Linked DNA regions of Homo sapiens: region 1 is linked to region 2. Evidence: read pairs that join two places in POLR2A ChIA-PET (ENCODE). Cell type or tissue: GM12878. All regions are shown on one strand. Each heading gives the region's core, and the rest is flanking DNA. Links, peaks and the distances in the headings are about the cores only. Region 1 has its middle 21 kb from the start of SCNN1B. Region 2 overlaps SCNN1B (sodium channel epithelial 1 subunit beta).

What was found. ChIA-PET counts read pairs that join two places held together with the same protein. Peaks named below come from ENCODE experiments on the same cell type or tissue, not always from the same donor. Only the 100,000 strongest peaks of a DNase experiment are listed, where the experiment ranks them.
Region 1: POLR2A ChIA-PET joins it to region 2 with 5 read pairs; 6 of 35 experiments call an interaction of 5 or more read pairs at or near these places.

The regions. Positions count from the first base shown.
Region 1 is chr16:23,275,523-23,286,264 of GRCh38, reverse strand. It overlaps a transcript of SCNN1B not described here. Among named protein-coding and RNA genes, the nearest start is that of SCNN1B, 21 kb to the left of the region's middle. RefSeq lists an enhancer at 5,838-6,360. In GM12878, for the core only: no CTCF peak of the experiment used is centred there; no DNase peak of the experiment used is centred there.
Region 2 is chr16:23,332,137-23,340,136 of GRCh38, reverse strand. All of the region lies in intron 1 of SCNN1B (sodium channel epithelial 1 subunit beta), which reads right to left. Among named protein-coding and RNA genes, the nearest start is that of SCNN1B, 34 kb to the right of the region's middle. RefSeq lists an enhancer at 3,891-4,170. In GM12878, for the core only: a CTCF peak has its summit at 4,166; DNase peaks (open chromatin) are centred at 3,391, 4,016 and 5,436; H3K4me3 peaks cover 1,858 bases; H3K27ac peaks cover 3,841 bases.

The sequences.
Region 1 (10,742 bases), core at 1-8,000, 54 kb after region 2:
ATCATTTTGTTCGGAGTTGCAAAGTTCTAATGCTCTCATTCCTTTGACATTTGTGAGCAGGCATTCTTCCTTAAAGAAGAGCTTCTTTCCCTCACTGACTAGGGCAGAATAAATTCTTTCCTTGTTATCACTACTATTTTTAGAGTAAGGACTTGATGCAACAGCTGCCTCCAATGATGACAAATAGTTCCTCCTTTTCTGTTTTCTCTTTCTCTTTTAAAATATCATTATGAATTCATTGATCTTTAAAAATAGATTTAATATGTTTCATTCAATGGTATTTATTATTTTAAGACAGTGTCTCGCTCTGTTGCCCAGGCTGGAGTGCAGTGGCTCGATCTTGGCTCACTGCAACTTCTGCCTCCTGGGTTCAAGCGATTCTCATTCCTCACCCTCCCAAGTAGCTGGGATTATAGGCATGCACTACCATGCCCAGCTAATTCACGTGGTTTTAGTAGAGATGGAGTTTCGCCATGTTGCCCAGCCTGGTCTTGAACTCCTGACCTCCAGTGATCCTTCTGCCTTGGCCTCCCAAAGTGTTGGGATTATAGGCGTGAGCCACTGTGCCCAGACTATTATTGTATTTTTTATTATTTTTTTTTATTATTATTGTTTTTTTACTCTTGCTAATTAAAAATTTTCTGTACAGATAGAGTCTTGCTATGTTGGCCAGGCTGTTCTTCAACTCCCGGGCTCAAGTGAGTCTCCTGCTTTGGCCTGCCCAAGTGCTAGGATTACACATATAAGCCACCATGCCTGGCCCATTTATTATTTTTTAAAACATATTTTTTTAGGCTGGGTGCACTAGTTCATGCCTGTAATCTCAGCACTTTGGGAGCCTGAGGCAGAAGGATCACTTGAGGCCATGAGTTTGAGACCAGCCTGGACAACATAGCGAGGCCCTACCTCTACAAAAAATAAAAAATTAGCTGGGTGTGGTGGTGCACACCTGTAGTCCCAGCTACTGGGGAGGCTGAGACAAGAGGATAGCTTGAGCCCAGGAGACTGAGGATGCAGTGAGCAATGATCACATCATGGCATTCCAGCCTGGGTGACAGAGTGAGAGTCTTAACTTCTTAACGTCTAACATGACCATATGGTACCTTTGACAAAAGTGAGAAACCAATGTTCATACATTACTATTAACCAAACTCTAGACTTTATTTAAATGTTACCAGTTTCTCCACTAATGTGTTTTTTCTGTTCCAGGATTATTCATTCTTTCTTTTTGATACTAAAAAATGGTCCAAATTGAGCAAGTGGGAGCCCTGCCAGGCTACCTCTGTGTCCTTCTGATGGGACCATGAACTCGCATAGTCTTTGATAAGCTTCTTTGCTTTCCAGCCCAACAAGATGCCCCAGGCTCATTTGGATTTGATTTGTTTGCCAACATTTAAAAAGTAGCAGATCGAACTTGAAAATCAGGATTTTCTATTTCTCCTGAGAAGTCAGCAGATCTGGCAACACTGAACTTGCATTCCTTGGCAGAAATTGGCTGAAAGTTACTTAGTAGGGCTGCCCCATTTAGACATGGGGTGTGCTCTCCAGTTTGACATGGTCCTCACCTCTCCCTAGAACTGGTTCACTCCATGCTTTTGTATGCTCTGTCTGACTGCTGTAGGCATCTGAGGTTGCTCCCTCTGGGTTAAGAGCACAGACTTTAGTGTTTGTCTGCCCTTCCCTCTGCCTCCTAGCTTTCTTTCTATTTATGGAGTGCCTTCGTTGTGCCAAACACTATGTGAGGTGCTGGAGTTCTAACAAGACCAACATGTGGGTTGTTGACCTGTTTGATCTTAGATCCATGCTCTGCCATTTTATTTTATTTATTTTCTTAATTTATTTTTATTTATTTATTTTTTTGAGATGGAGTCTTGCTCTGTTGCCCAGGCTGGAGTGCAGTGGCACTGTCTCCGCTCACTGCAATCTCCTCCTCCTGGGTTCAAGCAATTCTTCTACCTCAGCCTCCCGAGTAGCTGGGATTATAGGCACGTGCCACCATACCTGGCTAATTTTTGTACTTTTAGTAGGCACAGGTTTTCGCCATGTTGGCCAGGCTGGTCTTGAACTCCTGACCTCAGGTGATCCGCCCACCTCAGCCATCCCAAATGTTGGGATTACAGGTGCGAGCCACTGCACTCGGCCATCCCTAACATTTCTAATGCAAGGTACATTTCCCAAGCTCTACTGCCAACTGGTCAATTGACTTCTATCTAAATTGGGCCAAAAAGAGGCACTGGCAGGAGATTGGATGGTGGGACAAGGGGAGGAGCCAGGGCGGTCCTTCGTTCCCCAAATTCAGAGAACATTTCCCAACAGAGGCTGCACCTCCTCCATGGTTTAGCTTCTCACTGGGAAGCTCCTGCTGTGGTTCTAGCTCCTTCTAGGTGGACCAAGTTCTGAGCATGACCCAGCTCTGGGCATCGGTAACACCACATCCTCCCTGTGTCCCTCCAGCCCTACCTGTGAGAGTAGTTTCCTGATGTTGCTGAGTCCAGGATTGCTTCACCATCTCCGGCTTGGCTTCTCAGCTGTTGAATCATTTGTGTAATTAATTTCTTGTATCAAATTTCCTCTATTTGAATTGCCTACAATGGTTTTGTTTTTCAGGGACAATGCAGACAATCCCTGATTTACAATGGTTCAATTTAGGATTTTCTGACTTTACCATGGTGCAAATGCCATATATATTCAGTAGAAATTGTACCTGGAGTACCTATACAACCATTCTGTTTTTCACTTTCAGTGCAATATTCAATACATTACACAAGACATTCAACACCTTCTTATAAATTAGGCTTGGTGTTAGATGATTTTGCCCAATTGTAGGCTAAAGTAAGTGTCCTTCTTATTTTTGGAGATGGAGTCTTGCTCTGTTGCCTAGGCTGGAGTGCAGTGTCGTGATCTTGGGTCACTGCAACATCTGCCTCTCGAGTTCAAGAGATCCTCATATCTCAGCCTCCCGAGTAGCTGGGACTACAGGCATGTGCCACCGCACCTGGCTAATTTTTGTCTTTTTGGTAGAGATGGGGTTTCACCATGTTGGCCAGGCTGGTCTTCAACTCCTGACCTCAAGTGATCCACCTGCCTCAGCCTCCCAACGTCCTGGGATTACAGGCGTGAGCCACTGTGCCCAGCTTAACGTAAGTGTTCTGAGCTTAAGGGGAGCTAGACTAAGCTATGATGTTTGGTAGGTCAGGTATATCAAATGCATTTCAACTTGATGCAGGATAGGCAAGCCCCCAAGTTGGGGCTTAGCCTAGGAGGGTTCTTGGCTTTGTCCAGGAGAGAATTCAAGGTCAAGCTGGTAGTGTTAAACAGCAACTTATATTGAAGCCACAGCACACAGCAGCAGCAGAAGGACTGTTTCTTGCAGAGCAGGGCTACCTCATAGGCAGTGTGCCCAGAAAAGCAGCTCAGAGGCAGGGCTGTACTTGTATTTACACCTACTTTTAATTACATACAAATCAAGAGGCAGTTTATGCAGATGTTTCTAGAAAAAGTGGTGGTAACTTCTGGGTTGTCAGGTTGTTGCCATGGAAGGGGGCAGGCGTTGCCATGGCAATAGTAAACTGACATGGCACACTAGTGGGTGTGTCTTATGGAAAGTTGCTTCTGCTCTGGCCCTGTTTTAGCTAGTTCTCAATTTGGTCCAGTGTCCAAGCCCCACATCTGGAATGGAGTCATGCCTCCTACCTCAATTAAGATATTTTCAACTCATGATGGGTTTATCAGGATGTAACCCCATCATAAACCAAGGAGGAGTATTCATAGATTCCTTTCTTTATCTGTACTTATTTGCTTTGTGAATCTTGGCAAGTTACCTAATCTCTCTTAGCCTCAGCCTTTGTATCAGGAAAATGGGATAATAATAGTGCCTATCTCATGTTATTGTTGTAAAGATTAAATTAGAAGACACATAGTAGATGCTTAGCTCAGTTCTTGGCACCTAATAAATGTTTGAAAACCCTATCTGTTCTTCCCCCTCATTTTGGGGGGTACTAATTCCATCACTGTTTTTATTTATTGAAATTAAATTTTCTATTTTTATGGATTTATGGGTACAAGTGCAGTCGTGGTACGTGGATATAGTGTGTAGTGGTGAAATCTGGGTTTTTAATGTACCCATCACCCAAATAGTGTATATTGTACCTAATAGGCAGTGTTCCATCCTTCATCCCTTTCCCACCCTCCCACCTTTTGGAGTCTCCATGCCAGGCTAATTTTTGTATTTTTTCTGTAGAGACGGAGTTTCCCCATGTTGCCCAGGCTGGTCTCGAACTCCTGGGCTCAAGCAACTCACCCACCTCGGCCTCCCAAAGTGCTGGGATTACAGGCATGAGCCACTGCACCCGGCCAGTAAGTATTACTATTATGATCCCCAGTTTTCCACATATAAACAAGCACAGAGAGGTTAAGTGATTTGCCCAAGGTCACACAGCAATTAAATGAATAATCAGGAGGCAAACTCAAATATGTCTGATTTTCATACAGTCCATACAGCAGTTAAATGAAGAATCAGGAGGCAAACTTAAATATGTCTGATTTTCAAGTCTTGTGTTTTGGATGAATAAAACCAGGACATGTCAGAAACTTCCTCCTCTGTATGTCCATGTGTACCCATTATCTAGCTACCACTTATAAGTGAGAATATGTAAAAACCCTTATCTATTCTTATTCTAGGTTACAGAGTGCCAACTGTACCTGACCCCACCAGGGACAGCCAGGGACTTCTTTCTCTGTGCCTCCATGGACACACAGCTAATGTTTACTGAACAGCTGTTATGTACCAGAGTCTTAACTTATTCCATCGTTTTTGTTTGTTTATTTGTTTTGAGACAGAGTCTTGCTCTGTCACCCAGGCTGGAGTGCAATGGTGTGGTCTTGGCTCACTGCAACCTCCCACTCCAGAGTTCAAGTGATTCTCCTGCCTCAGCCTCCGGAATAGCTGGGATTACAGGTGCCAGCCACTACGCCCAGCTCATTTTCCTATTTTTAGTAGAGATGGGGTTTCACCATGTTGGCCAGGCTGGTCTTGAACTCTTGACCAAAGATGAACCACCCACTTTGGCCTCCCAAAGTGTTGGGATTACAGGTGTGGGCCACCGCCTTATTTAATCTTAATAAAAATCTTTATGGAATGGCTATTACTGTTCTTCCCATTTTCCAGATGAGAAAATCAAATCACTGGGTCTCAGGGCTTGTACAGAAGAGGAGGCACGATTTGTGCCTAAGCAGTCCACCTCCAGGGTCCATGCATTTTAACCTGTACTCTAAATTTTTCTGGCATGTTGGACATCATTGTTACAGGATGTAAGGAAGTGTCTCTCTCCTCAAGTAGCCCACAGCCTGAGCTGGCTCATTAATTACTAAGCACAATGCAATGTGATATTTGCAGATCGTTTGTGTGCTTGTTAATTTATTCAGTCATTCATCCGTTTATTCATTCAGGAAGCTCTGAACACCAATTATGTGCCGATCCTGTGCTAGGGGCTGGTGAGGAGGCACATGGTCACTTGGGGAACCCAGACCACACCTTCTCTAGCCACTGACTGCATAGTGGTGAAAGAGGAAGCTTCTGACATTTCCTGGTGTTATTCTTCCAAAGCACAAGACTAGAAAGTCAGACATATTTGAGTTCGCCTCCTGATTATTCATTTACTTGCTGTGTGCCCTTGGGAAAATTGCTTAACCTCTCTGTGCTTGTTTAATACGTGGAAAACTAGAGCTCATAATAATAATACCTACCAGCCAGGCATGGTGGCTCACGCCTATAATCCCAGCACTTCGGGAGGCCAAGGCAGGTGGATTGCTTGATCCCAGGAGTTCCAGCCTGGGCAACATGGGGAAATCCCATCTCTACCAAAAATACAAAAATTAGCCGGCATAGTGATGCATGCCTGTGGGCCCAGCTACTCAAGAGGCTGAGGTGGGAGGATCACTGGAGCCTGGGAAGTTGAGGCTGCAGTGAACTGTGATCGTTCCACTGCACTCCAGCCTGGGTGACAGAGTGAGACTCTGTCTCAAAAAAAAAAATTAAAATTAAAAAAATAAAAATAAAAATGATACTTCCCTCTCAAGCTTCATGTAAGAGCGAAACAAGAGGATGAACGCAAAGCCCCTGGCGGAGTGCTGGGCACACGGAAAGGACTGAACCCATTGTTACTACTAACTGTTGGTGATGGTTGTTAACTGCGCATGACCACCAACAATGGAAGATTGTTGTTCTAAAATCTGCATCCCTTAGTTTGGCAAAATTTCGGTGGTGCTAGCAAACCAGGTGCATTCCTTCTGGCTTTTCAACCGACAAGTCTCAGCAGGATGAAAACAGTGCTAGTAGGCATGACAGATGCATCTTTACTGAATACACAAAGTCAGCTGTTGTTCTCCAGGGGCTCTGCAGAAACACTGGAGAGAGCTCGGAGCTCTGCAGGCTTCCTCCACCCTCCCAGCAAGCCCGGCCCTGCCTGGCTCCAGATCAGTCATGCCTGGCTGGGTTTAAAGAGCTGCAACCCATCTGAACGTAGAAGGTACGAATTTCACTCCACAATCTTGGACGTGCAACACATAAAAGTGTTTACTTTTCTGTAACGAAGTAATTTGTATTTCTGTCCTCTTCAAAAAAGAAGCAGAAAATTAAATATCAGCCAGTTCTGAGCCCAAAGATAAGCTATATGCGGAGGACTCCCAAATTTCTTCAGCATTTTCCCTGAAATCCAAGCACATCTATCTGTGTCCTTGACAATCTCACTTGGATGTTCATTAGACATCTCCAAATTAAGAATTATCCAGCACTGAACACCAGAAGCTTCTCCCTCACCCTCCTCCTTGTGTAAGTTTTCTCCATCTCAGTAAATGGCAACCCTGATCTTTAAGGTTTCAGACCACGGCTGGGCGTGGTGGTTCACACCTGTAATCCCAGTAGCTTGGGAGGCTGAGGTGGGCAGATCACTTGAGCCCAGGAGTTCAGGACCAGCCTGGCCAACATGGTGAAAACCCGTCTCTACTAAAAATACAAAAATTAGCCAGGCGTGGTGGTGGGCACCTGTAATTATTCCAGCTACTTGGGAGGTTGAGGCAGGAGAATTGCTTGAACCCGGGAGGCAGAGGTTGCAGTGAGCCAAGATTGCTCCACTGCACTCCAGCCTGGGTGACAGAGTCAGCCCCCATCACACACACACACACACACACACCCCACACACACAAAATTTTCAGACCAAAGACTTTGGAGGCTTTTTTTCAACACCCGCCCCCTCCCCTTTTTTTTTATTAAGGTGAGATTCACAGAACATAAAATTAGCCATTTCATTTCATTTTTTATTTTTTTAGAGGCAAGTTCTCACTCTGTCGTCCAGGCTGGAGTGCAGTGGTACGATCATAGCTCACTGCAGCCCCCAACTTCTGTGCTCAAGTGATCCTCCCACTTCAGCCTCCCAAGTAGCTGGGACTACAGGTGCATGCAATCAAGCTGGGCTAATTTTTTATTTTTTGTAGAGATGTGAGGGGTGGGGGGGTCACTATGTTGCCCAGGCTGATCTTAAGCTCCTGGCCTCAAGCAATAAAATTAACCATTTTAAAGTGAACAATCCAGTACCATTGAGTGCACTCAGATGTTATGCAACCATCACCTCTAATTCCAAAACATTTGTATCACCCTATAAGAAAACCCCATACTCATTAAGCAGTTACCCCCCTCCCGTCTCCCACTACCCCCTGGCAATTGGCAGTCTGCCTTCCATCTGCATGGATTTACCTATTCTGGACATTTCACATGAATTGAATCATACAATATGTGGACAGGCTATCCAGCCTGGGTGACAGTGTGAGACTGTCTCAAAACAAAGCAAAACAAAACAAAACTACAGATCATCTCTCTCTAAATGTCCCATAGGCACCACAAACTTGACAAGCCCAAAGTGAAACTCACCCCACTCCCAAATAGCCGAGGTTGTTGTCCTTCTTGGCAACAACTTAGAGGACCTGACTTCTTCCACTTAGCCAAGTGTTTTGAGGTTCAAGCATGTTTTAGCCTGTATCAGCACTTCATTCCCCTTTAGGGTTGATCCTACTCTCTTACAACGCACAGCCAATCAGCCAGTGAAGCCAGCTGAGTCTACCTTCAAAGTATTTCTAGAATGGATTCATTTCTCACCATTTCCACTGCTGGCACTTCATTCCCCCTCCCCAATATAGCATCACCTGTCACCTGGATCACCTGGATTTTCTTACTTCTGTCCTTCATGCTTCCCCCTCCCTCCCCACCCTGCCTGGTCCTTTTTTTTTTTTTTTTTTTTGAGACGGAGTCTCAGTGGCACGATCTCGGCTCACTGCAACCTCTGCCTCCCTGGTTCAAGCAATTCTCCGGCCTCAACCTCCCAAGTAACTGGAATAATTACAGGAGGAGAATCGCTTGAACCCAGGAGGTGGAGGTTGCAGTGAGCAGAGATTGCACTGCTGCACTCACTCCAGCCTAGGCAACAGAGCATCTCAATATATATATATATATTTGTTAAATTAATGAATTTTGGGATCTTCACTCTTTTCTCTTTGGTGGTGTCTGAGTTCCAAAGGGCTTACAAAGTGCCAAGATGTCAAGGAAAGGTGTCTTCTATATATATATATATATATATTTTTTTTTTTTTTTTTTTTTTTGAGACAGAGTCTTGCTCTGTTGCCCAGGCTGGAGTCCAGTGGAGTGATCTTGGTTCACTGCAACCTCCACCTCCTGAGTTCAAGCAATTCTCGTGCCTCAGCCTCCCAAGTAGCTGGGATCACAGGTGCACGCCACCATGCCTGGCTAATTTTTGCATTTTTAGTAGAGACAGGGTTTCGCCATGTTGGCCAAGCTGGTCTCGAACTCCTGGCTTCAAGTGATCCACCCGCCTTGGCCTCCCAAAGTGCTGGGATTACAGGTGTTAACCACGGTGCCTGGCTGCATCTTCTATCTTAAAATGAGGAATACCTTCCATGGACATGCTAAATTTTCCTCCGACACTGTTCTGAATTCTTTCATTCCTTCACAGCAATGCTCCTGATTGAGTGGCCTTCATCTCCCCTCCTCGTCAATCCGGGGCAATCTGGCTCTTACCAACACATCAACTTCCTTCCTGTCCAAAACTGATGGATGGTTTTCAGCCCTTGATTTAGTTTGCCTCTCTGCAAATACTGTTGCCTGCACATGCTTTCGTGAAATTGTCTCTTTCCTTGATCTTCATGATGTCACGCTCTCATTGTCTTTTGTCCTCAGATGCTACACTGCTTTGTATCAGATGCTTGTGTGAGCTCCACTTCCTCTGCTCACTCCTTAAATGTTGGCATTCCACAGGGTTTCAGTCCAGGCCTTGTTCTTTCTCCTGTTTCTCTCCTTCCTCCTCTCCCTGGAATGAACTTATTGACTCTCATGACTGTATCCTCAGCCTGAATCTTTTTCTTGATCTCTAGGCCCATATATAATTGACTACAAGGCTGGGTCCAGCTTACATCTGTAATCCCAGCACTTTGGGATGCCAAGGCAGGAGGATTGCTTGAGGCCACCAGTTCAAGGCCAGCCTGAGCAACATAGTTGGGACCCCCTCAAAAATTTAAAAAATTAACTGGGCATGGTAGCACCTGCCTGTAATCTCAGCTGTCTGGGAGGTCGAGGCAGGATGATCGCTTGAGCCCAGGAGTTCGAGGCTGCAGTGAGCTATGATTACACCACTGTACTCCAGCCTGAGCAATGGAGTGAGACCCTGTCTCTTAAAAAGAAAGAAAGAAGCCAGGCACGGTGGCTGATGCCTGTAATCCCAGCACTTTGGGAGGCCAAGGTGGGTGGATCACGAACGAGTTCAGGAGTTCAAGACCAGCCTGGCCAACATGGTGAAACCCTGTCTCTACTAAAAATACAAAAATCAGCTGTGCATGTTCACGGGCATCTGTAATCCCAGCTACTCGAGAAGCTGAGGCAGGAGAATCACTTGAACCCTGGGAGGTGGAAGTTGCACTGAGTTGAGATTGCACCATTGCACTGCAGCCTGGGTGACAAAGCAAGATTCTGTCCTCCCTACAAAAAAAGAAAGAAAGAAGTAAAGAAAGAAAGAAGGAAAGAAAGGAAGGAAGGAAGGAAGGAAGGAAAGAAAGGAAGGAAGGAAGGAAGGAAGGAAGGAAAGAAAGAAAGAAAGAAAGAAAGAAGGAAAGAAAGAAAGAAAGAAAGAAAGAAGAAAGAAAGAAAGAAAGAAAGAAAGAAAGAAAGAAAGAAAAATTAACTACAGAGCAATGCTCTCTAAATGTCCAGTAGGTACCACAAACCTGACAAGTCCAAAGTGAACTAATCCCACCCCCCAAACTGCTGGGATTGTTGTCTTTCTTGGCTAATGGAATCACCAACCATTCAGCTATCCCACAGGTAAACTCAGCCCTCATCCTTGTTTATCTGTTTTGCTTAGTTGCCCATCTCATCCATTATGAATCCTCTAACCCCATTTCCTGATATCTGGAACTCTCACTGCCCTCTGCAGCCACTCCTGTAGTTTAGACTGTCATCTTTTCTCACCTTCACAGCTGGTCTCCTGCTATCTTCTCTGCTTTTCCCCTCCAGTCTATTCTCCATATACAAACGAGATAAATTTTTCTGGAATGCAAATTTATCCTGAATTTCAGATCCTTCCATGGCTTTGATCATTATTGGGATAAATTCCTTGACCCAGCTTATAACACCCCGCCTGGTCTAGCCCCTGTGGTTGCTCCACCATCATGGCTTGCCTTCT
Region 2 (8,000 bases), core at 1-8,000:
AAAATGGGCCAATGATTTGAATAGACACCATAAAAGAGGAAATATGAATGGCCCATAAGCATGCAAAAAAATGCTCACCATCATTAGTCACTGGAGAAATGCAGATCAAAACCACCCACAATGAGCTATCACTTCACACCCATTAGAAGGACTGATAGTATCTAGTATTGGTGAGGATGTGTAGCAACCGGAATTCTCCTACACAGCTGGTTGGAATGCAAAATGGTACAGTCACTTTGGAAGGTAGTTTGATATAGTTTCTTGTAAAGTTGCCAGGCGCGGTGGCTCACACCTGTAATCCCAATACTTTGGGAGGTCAAGGTGGGTGGATCACTTGAGGTCAGGAGTTTGAGACTCCGTGGCCAACATGGTGAAACCCTGTCTCTACTAAAAATACAAAAAAATTAGCTGGGAGTGGTGCCACACGCCTGTAATCCCAGCTACTTGGGAGGCTGAGACAGGAGAATCGCTTGAGCCCAGGAGGTAGAGGTTGCAGTGAGTCGAGATCGTGCCATTGCACTCCAGCCTGGGTGACAGAGTGAGACTCCATCTCAAAATAATAATAATAATAATAAAAATAAGTTAAGGATGCCAGGTGCAGTGGTTCACGCCTGTAATCCCAGCACTTTGGGAGGCCAAGCCAGGAGGATTGCTTGAGCCCAGGAGTTTGAGGCCAGCCTTGGTAACATAGTAAGACCCTGTCTCTATATTTAAAAAAAAAAAGTTAAATGAACAGTTATCATATGACCCAGCAATTCCACTTTTACTTATCCAGGAGAAAAACATACTTTCACACACAGACTTGTACATATATGTTCACTTATTCATAATAGCCCCCACCTAGAAGCAATCCACACGTCCACCAACAGGGGAAGAAATAAATAAATTACGGCATATCCATAATAGGATTCCATTCAACAATAAAAAGGAACCAACTATTGATACATAAAACATGGACGTATATAAAAAATATTAAGCCGAGTAAAAAGCTAAACACGTAAGAATACATACTATAGAATTCCATTATATGAACCCCTAGAAAATATGAATTAATCTATTGTGACAGAAAGCAGATCAGTAAGTATCTGGGCCTTGGGTGAGTAGTGGATTGACTAAAAGTTGTACAGGGAGCCTTTTGGAGACGATGAGAATATTCTAGATCTTGAATGGGATGGTGGTTCATTAAATGCATACACTTGTGAAAACTCATCAAACAATATGCTTCAAATGGATGCATTCTATTATATGTAAATTATGTCTCAATAAAGTTCTAACAAAAGACTTTAATCCATTGCCATTTCAAAATGATGAGATTTCACATTTTTTTAAAACGTGGATTTTCTTCATCCTTTGAAAAGTCAGAAAGATGTGACGGTTGTCCCCGCATGACCATGTTCTGCTAGATTTGACTAGCAGCTGCTCTCCTTGGATGGGTAGTGTGTTCCCAGCTCACCCCAATTCTTCCCATTCCATGCTGTCTTATACCCAGCCCTCTTTACTCATTTTCATTAGCTGCTCTGGCTCATGTGGACATCTGACTTTGTGACTCCTGTAAATTGCAGGTCAGATGCTTTCATTAAAATCCCCTGTACTTATTTTCGCAGCAAAACCTCAATTATCCAAGATTACTGGGGAATATGGTTTCTGGTAGCTGGATTTTTAAAGTTAATTGAAGGTTAACCTGAAAGTGGATTTGACTCTGGTTATTGAAAAATCTTGCATGTTTCTGCCTCTGCAAGGGCAACCAGAGGACATGACTGACTCTTTATTCTCAAGCACCTGGCCAGGTGTAACAGCCACAGCTGAGGTTTAGTGTCCAGGCCAGAAAAAGTGAAGAAGAGTTTTAGGGAAGCTGTCAGGATCTCTAGAGAAGCCAGGGCATACCTTGGACACAATTTCTATTTATAAATTCAAATATTATGTGCATTCCCAGCACCAAGATTTTGGTCTCTAAATACCATTTTTGACTAAAAGAACCAGGGCTTCTTAGAAAAATGGTTGCTACCAGCTTTGGTGCAGGAAATGTATTAAATGAGCCTTTCTTTTTTGTTGTTGTGGTTTTTTTGACACGGAGTCTCACTCTGTCATACAGGTTGAAGTGCAGTGGCACAATCTCAGCTCACTGCAGCCTCAACCTTCTGGACTCCAGCGATCCTCCCACCTCAGTGTCCTAAGTAGCTGGGACTACAGGTGCGTGCCACCCGGCTAATTTTTGTTATTATTATTTTTTTTTGGTAGAAATGGGGTTTTGCCATGTTGCCCAGCTGGTCTTGAACTCCTGGGTTCAAGTGATCCTCCTGCTTTGGCTTCCCAAAGTGCTGGGATTACAGGTATGAGCCACTGTGCCTGGCCTATATGTTTTAAATGTTTAAATATTAACCATCTGGTACTTTAAAGAAGTTTGCTGATCTCTGATTTACTATGTCATATATATTTGCACTAAATAAGAAGAAACCTGGGGCCAAGCACGGTGGCTCAAGCCTGTAATCACAGCACTTTGGGAGGCCGAGGTGAGTGGATCACCTGAGGTCAGGAATTCGAGACCAGCCTGGTCAACATGGTGAAACCCTGTCTCTACTAAAAATACAAAAATTAGCCGGGCATGGTGACAGGTGCCTATAATTCCAGCTACTTGGGAGGCTGAGGCAGGAGAATTGCTTGAACCTGGTAGGGAGGTGGAGGTTGCAGTGAGCCGAGATCATACCACTGCACTCCAGCCTGGACGACAAGAGTGAAACTCCATCTCAAAAAAAAAAAAAAAAGAAAGAAAGAGAAAGAAACCTGGCCACTCCTGGTAGCTCATGCCTGTAATCCCAGTGCTTTGGGAGACTGAAGCAGGAGGATCACTGGAGTCCAGGAGTTTGAAACCAGCCCAGGTAACATATTGAAAGCCTCACCTCTACAAAAAACTTACAAAATTAGCCAAATGTGGTGGCATGTGCCTGTGGTCTCAGCTACCGGGGAGGCTGAGGTGGGAGGATTGCTTGAGCCCAGGAGTTGGAGGTTGCAATTAGCTATGATTGTATCATTGCAAGCCTAGCCTGGGTGACACAGCAAGACACTGTCTAAAAAATTAATAAATAAATAGTAAAAAGAAATATTTCAAATGAGTATTTCATATAAATATTTATAAGCTTGATTTTGTTATTTCCCTCTAACTACCTGCTAATTCAATGCTTTCCTTAGCATTGATCATTTGTATACCACTTTTGCAATTTTTGCTAAATCTGTGTAGCACTTGTATCATTATTTACTTACTAGATAATGCCACATCATCTCATTTTTTTATTTTTGGCTAAAATAAACTCAACTTCCTCCTAGGCACTACTATGAATACAAAGCAATATTACACCTGTGAAATAACAGGTTTGATGTGCTGAGCCATTTTTTCCTAATACACATGAACATACTTTCTTAACTATTCAGAAAAAGGTTCCTCTGAGAATCATTGAAAAAAAAATCATCTTGGCCAGGCTTGGTGGCTCAAGTCTGTAATCCCAGCACTTTGGGAGGCCGAGGTGGGCAGATCATGAGGTCAAGAAATCGAGACCATCCTGGCCAACATGGTGAAACCCCGTCTCTACTAAAAATACACAAATTAGCTGGGCATGGTGGCACGCATCTGTGGTCTCAGCTACTCAGGAGGCTGAGGCAGGAGAATTGCTTGAACCCGGGAGGGGAAGGCTGCAGTGAGCCGAGATCGTGCCCCTGCACTCCAGCCTGGCGACAGAGCGAGACTCCGTCTCAAAAAAAAAAAAAAAAAAATCGTCTTGCTTACCACCCTTTGGGAAATGCCCTGTTAATTGTCTTTCACGGGCTGAAGCATGTACTGGTCCAAGGACATATGCTCTCTTCCAAGGCATTTCCTGGTGTGGCTTCATGCCGTCCTTTTAAGTATGTTGGGGTGGGCATAATTATGCCCATTACACAGCGAATTTAGAGCACAGAGGGACTCAGAGGGACTTACCCACAGTCATGGTGAGTCAAAGGGCAGGTCTGAAAATAGAAACCAGATTGCCTGGCTTCCGGCCACCTCTCACCTACTAGCTCAGACGGGGCACCTGACATCTTGCACCTGTTCTGGTGGGTGTTGGGGAAATCTGAAGTGGGGCCATGCAGCTGCCCGCATCCTCTGTGTGCACCTATGAACCTCTTTTGCCCAAGGCTGTGGTTCCCTGACATCTAGGGGTGCTCCCAGAAAGCCAAACACAGCATGACTAATGGAGACGATAGGGAAAGTGGCTTCCTCCACAGCCCTCTAAGATACAGGTCTTATTTGAGCTGATCAGAGACAGTGAATGTTGTCAATATATACAGTTAAGTGAGAGCAAAGAAAGGGTAGAACAGCATATGAAGCACACATGCATTTATGTTAAAAAAAAAAAATAGAGGCCGGGCACAGTGGCTCACACCTATAATCCCAGCACTTTGGGAGGCTGAGGCAGGTGGATTACCTGAGGTCAGGAGTTCAAGACTAGTCTGGCCAAAATGGCAAAACCCTGTCTCTACTAAAAATACAAATATTAGCTGGGCATGGTGGCACACACCTGTAATCCCAGCTATTGGGAGGCTGAGGCAGGAGAATCGCTTGAACCTGGGATGCGGAGGTTGCAGTGAGCCAAGCCTGCCCTCCGGCCTGGGCGACAGAGAGAAACTCCATCTAAAAAAAAAAAAAAAGAAAATACAGGCTGGCACGGTGGCTCACTCCTATAATCCCAGCACTTTGGGAGGCTGAGGCAGGAGGATCTTTGAGCCCACAAGTATGAGGCCAGCTTAGGCAACATAGAGGTATTTCCTTGTATCTGTGCAGTCCTTCTACCAGGTCACACAAGAAAGTGGTAATATGAGTTGCCCTCAAGAAAGGAACTGAGTGGCTGGGGGAACAGGCAGAAAAGGAGACATAAAAAAATTATTTACTCCTTTTGCACCTTTTGAATTTTGCAGCATATCAATGTTTAATCTATTCAGTCAGCAAATATTGATTAATCATCCATTGTGTACTCTGCACTGTTCTAGGTGCTGGACATTCATCAGTGAACAAAACAGTCAGGCAATGAATCTCTGCCTTCGTGTAGCTTACATGTCCACAGGAAAGAGAAAAAAAATATTGAAAAGAGCAATTAAAATTTAAAATGTGGACTGATTAGAGTTAGAGCCAAAAAATTTGTATAGCAGTGATTAGATTTGCAAAGATTAAACTGTTCCATAATACTAAGTATGGGCCGAGCTCTGGGGAAAAAAACACGTTTATGTGCTGATGGGGTTGAAATTGGTGCAGTCATTTGGACAGCAATCTGGCAGTCCCTACTACATTTAAAATGTGACAGCCCATGACCCCACAGTTCCACTTCATGTAGTAAGTGTGCTTTGGTGCATTGGTGCATGCACACACGTGTGCACAGTTTAAGGATGTTGATTGCAACACTGTAATATTCTCAAATGGGAAACAGCTTGACCACTTAGAATGAGAAGGTTGCAGAGGGGTGAATGGGGTGCAAACAGCTTTACCACAAGAGCTGAGGAAGCAAAGCAAGGAAGAACAGCTGCTGCAGGTTAAGGCAGGACTAGGGCAGTCCAGACGGGTGTGCCTCAGGGTTTCAGGTGAGCTGAAGTGTTGATGTTCTAGACCTGTGGGCGGCTGGAGCACCCCTGTCCCCCACTGCCTGCCCTCCACTGCCATTGGTCACATGCCACCTTGTCTCTTTACTGTAGTGTGAATCCTGTGCATACAGTATGCATGTATATAGTCCATGACTCGAAAAAGGCTGGAAAGCACTGGTTTAGAAACACTTTATCACTCATTCGAGCCCTGAAATGCTAAGAATTTACAGCAATGTCATGCTGATGTCAACTCTGAGTTCTCCGGGGTGGGTCATGGGAGGTTCACTGTAAGGCAGTGTTGAGGCGGTAGCCACACTCCCACACCACGTGGAGATGTTCTCTGGGGTCGCTGCCCCACGTGTTGGGTGGTGTCTGGGGAATGTGGCTGTCCACCCTGTTGGGGGCATGTTGGTGGCTGTCCCACGGTTTCATTCCATGGTGTGGCAATGGCAGAGTCACCCTCTCATTCTATGGGGCAGGGAGCAACCTTACATGGTGATGAGTAATTCCCATCCACATCGCAGGCAAGCACAGCACATCTGGGCGTTAAGGACCTGGATGTGACTAACATTCCCATTCAAGGGCAGACAGGGTAGGGTTTGGGAGTTAGGCCCCAGTTAGGGTCTGGTTCTGCCATCTCCTTAAGGAAGGGGCTCAATCCATGACGTAAATAGGTTGGTCTCTCTGAGTCTTTATTTTTAAATTTTAACTTAATTTAATTTTTAAATTAGAGATGGGGTCTTGCTGTATTGCCCAGGCTGGTCTCAAACTCCTGGGCTCAAGCAATCCCCCCACCTTGGCCTCCCAAAGTGCTGGGATTACAAGTGCGAGCCATTGCATCCAGCCATGAGCCTTAATTTTATCATCTGCAAATGGGAATAATAGTACCTGTGCCTTCTAGGTTGTTGTCAGGATTCAATAAGATAAGGCATGGGAAGCAGTTTGCACAGTGCCCGTCGCAAAGTAAGTGTTCATAAATGGCAGCTATTGTTATTTTTAAAAATTATTATTCTTGGTATTAACATTTTATGGAAGGTGTAGAATTATTCAAAATGGCCCTGGGTGTTTACCATGGGTGGTTGGAACTGTCATTCACAGAGAAATGGCCAAGCAGAGAAGAGGTCTCTAGACTCTGCTTCTCGTGGGACTGAGTCACTCCCTGGCAGGGAAATCCCATACTCCCCAAGGTCTCTAGTTGTCCCGAATTCCTCAATGGCTGGCAGCTGGTTTTCCCAGACAACAACTGCAAACAGCTGCACCTAAACCTAGCCTGCCTGGCCCTGGTGGCCATCTATGCTTCAGCAATAAGGCCTTTTTTCTTTCTTCCTTCCTTCCTTCCTTCCTTCCTTCCTTCCTTCCTTCCTTCCTTCCTTCCTTCCTTCCTTCTTTCCTTCCTTCCTCCCTCCCTCCCTCCCTCCCTCCCTCCCTTCCTTCCTTCCTCCCTTTCTTCTTCTTCTTTTTTATTTTTTTGGAGTCTCACTCTGTCGCCCAGGCTGGAGTGCAATGGGGCGATTTTGGCTCACTGCAACCTCTGCCCCCCAGGTTCAAGCGATTCTCCTGCCTCAACCTCCCGAGTAAGCTGGGATTACAGGCGCCTGCCGCCGCGTCCAGCTAAGTTTTTGTATTTTTAGTAGAGGTGGGGTTTCACCATCTTGACCAGACTGGTCTTGAACTCCTGACCTCGTAATCCACTGCCTCGGCCTCCCAAAGTGCTGGGATTACGGGCATGAGCCACTGTGCCTGGCCAACAAGGCCACTTTTCTACACTTGGCTCCTTTGAAGGAAGACCCGTGAGGCTGGGGTCACTCCACTAGGATGGAATCCTCACCATGTCAGCAGGTGCCCTGGCCCTGGCAATGCCTATATGTGGGATTACAGGGAGCCTAGGGGATAAAAAACATCTCTGACCAGGCATGGTGGCTCATGCCTGTAATTCCAGCACCTTGGGAAGCCAAAGCAGGAGGATCACTTGAGCTTAGGAGTACGAGATCAGCCTGGCGACATAGTGAGATCCCGTCTCTACAAAAAATAAAAAACGAGGCCGGGTGCTGTGCTTTACTCCTGTAATCCCAGCACTTTGGGAGGCCGAGGTGGGTGGATTACCTGAGGTCAGGAGTTCAAGACCAGCCTGATCAACATGGTGAAACCTCGTCTCTACTAAATATACAAAAAATTAGCTGGGCATGGTGGTGGGCGCCTGTAATCCCAGCTACTCGGGAGGCTGAGGCAGGAGAATCGCTTGAACTCGGGAGGCAGAGGTTTCAGTGAGTCGAGATCACACCACTGCACTCCAGCCTGGGCAACAGAGCGAGACTCCATCTCAAAAAAGAAAAAAAAAAAAGAGCTGGGCATGATGGCATGTGCCTGTGGTCCCAGCTGCTTGGGAGGCTGAAGTGGGA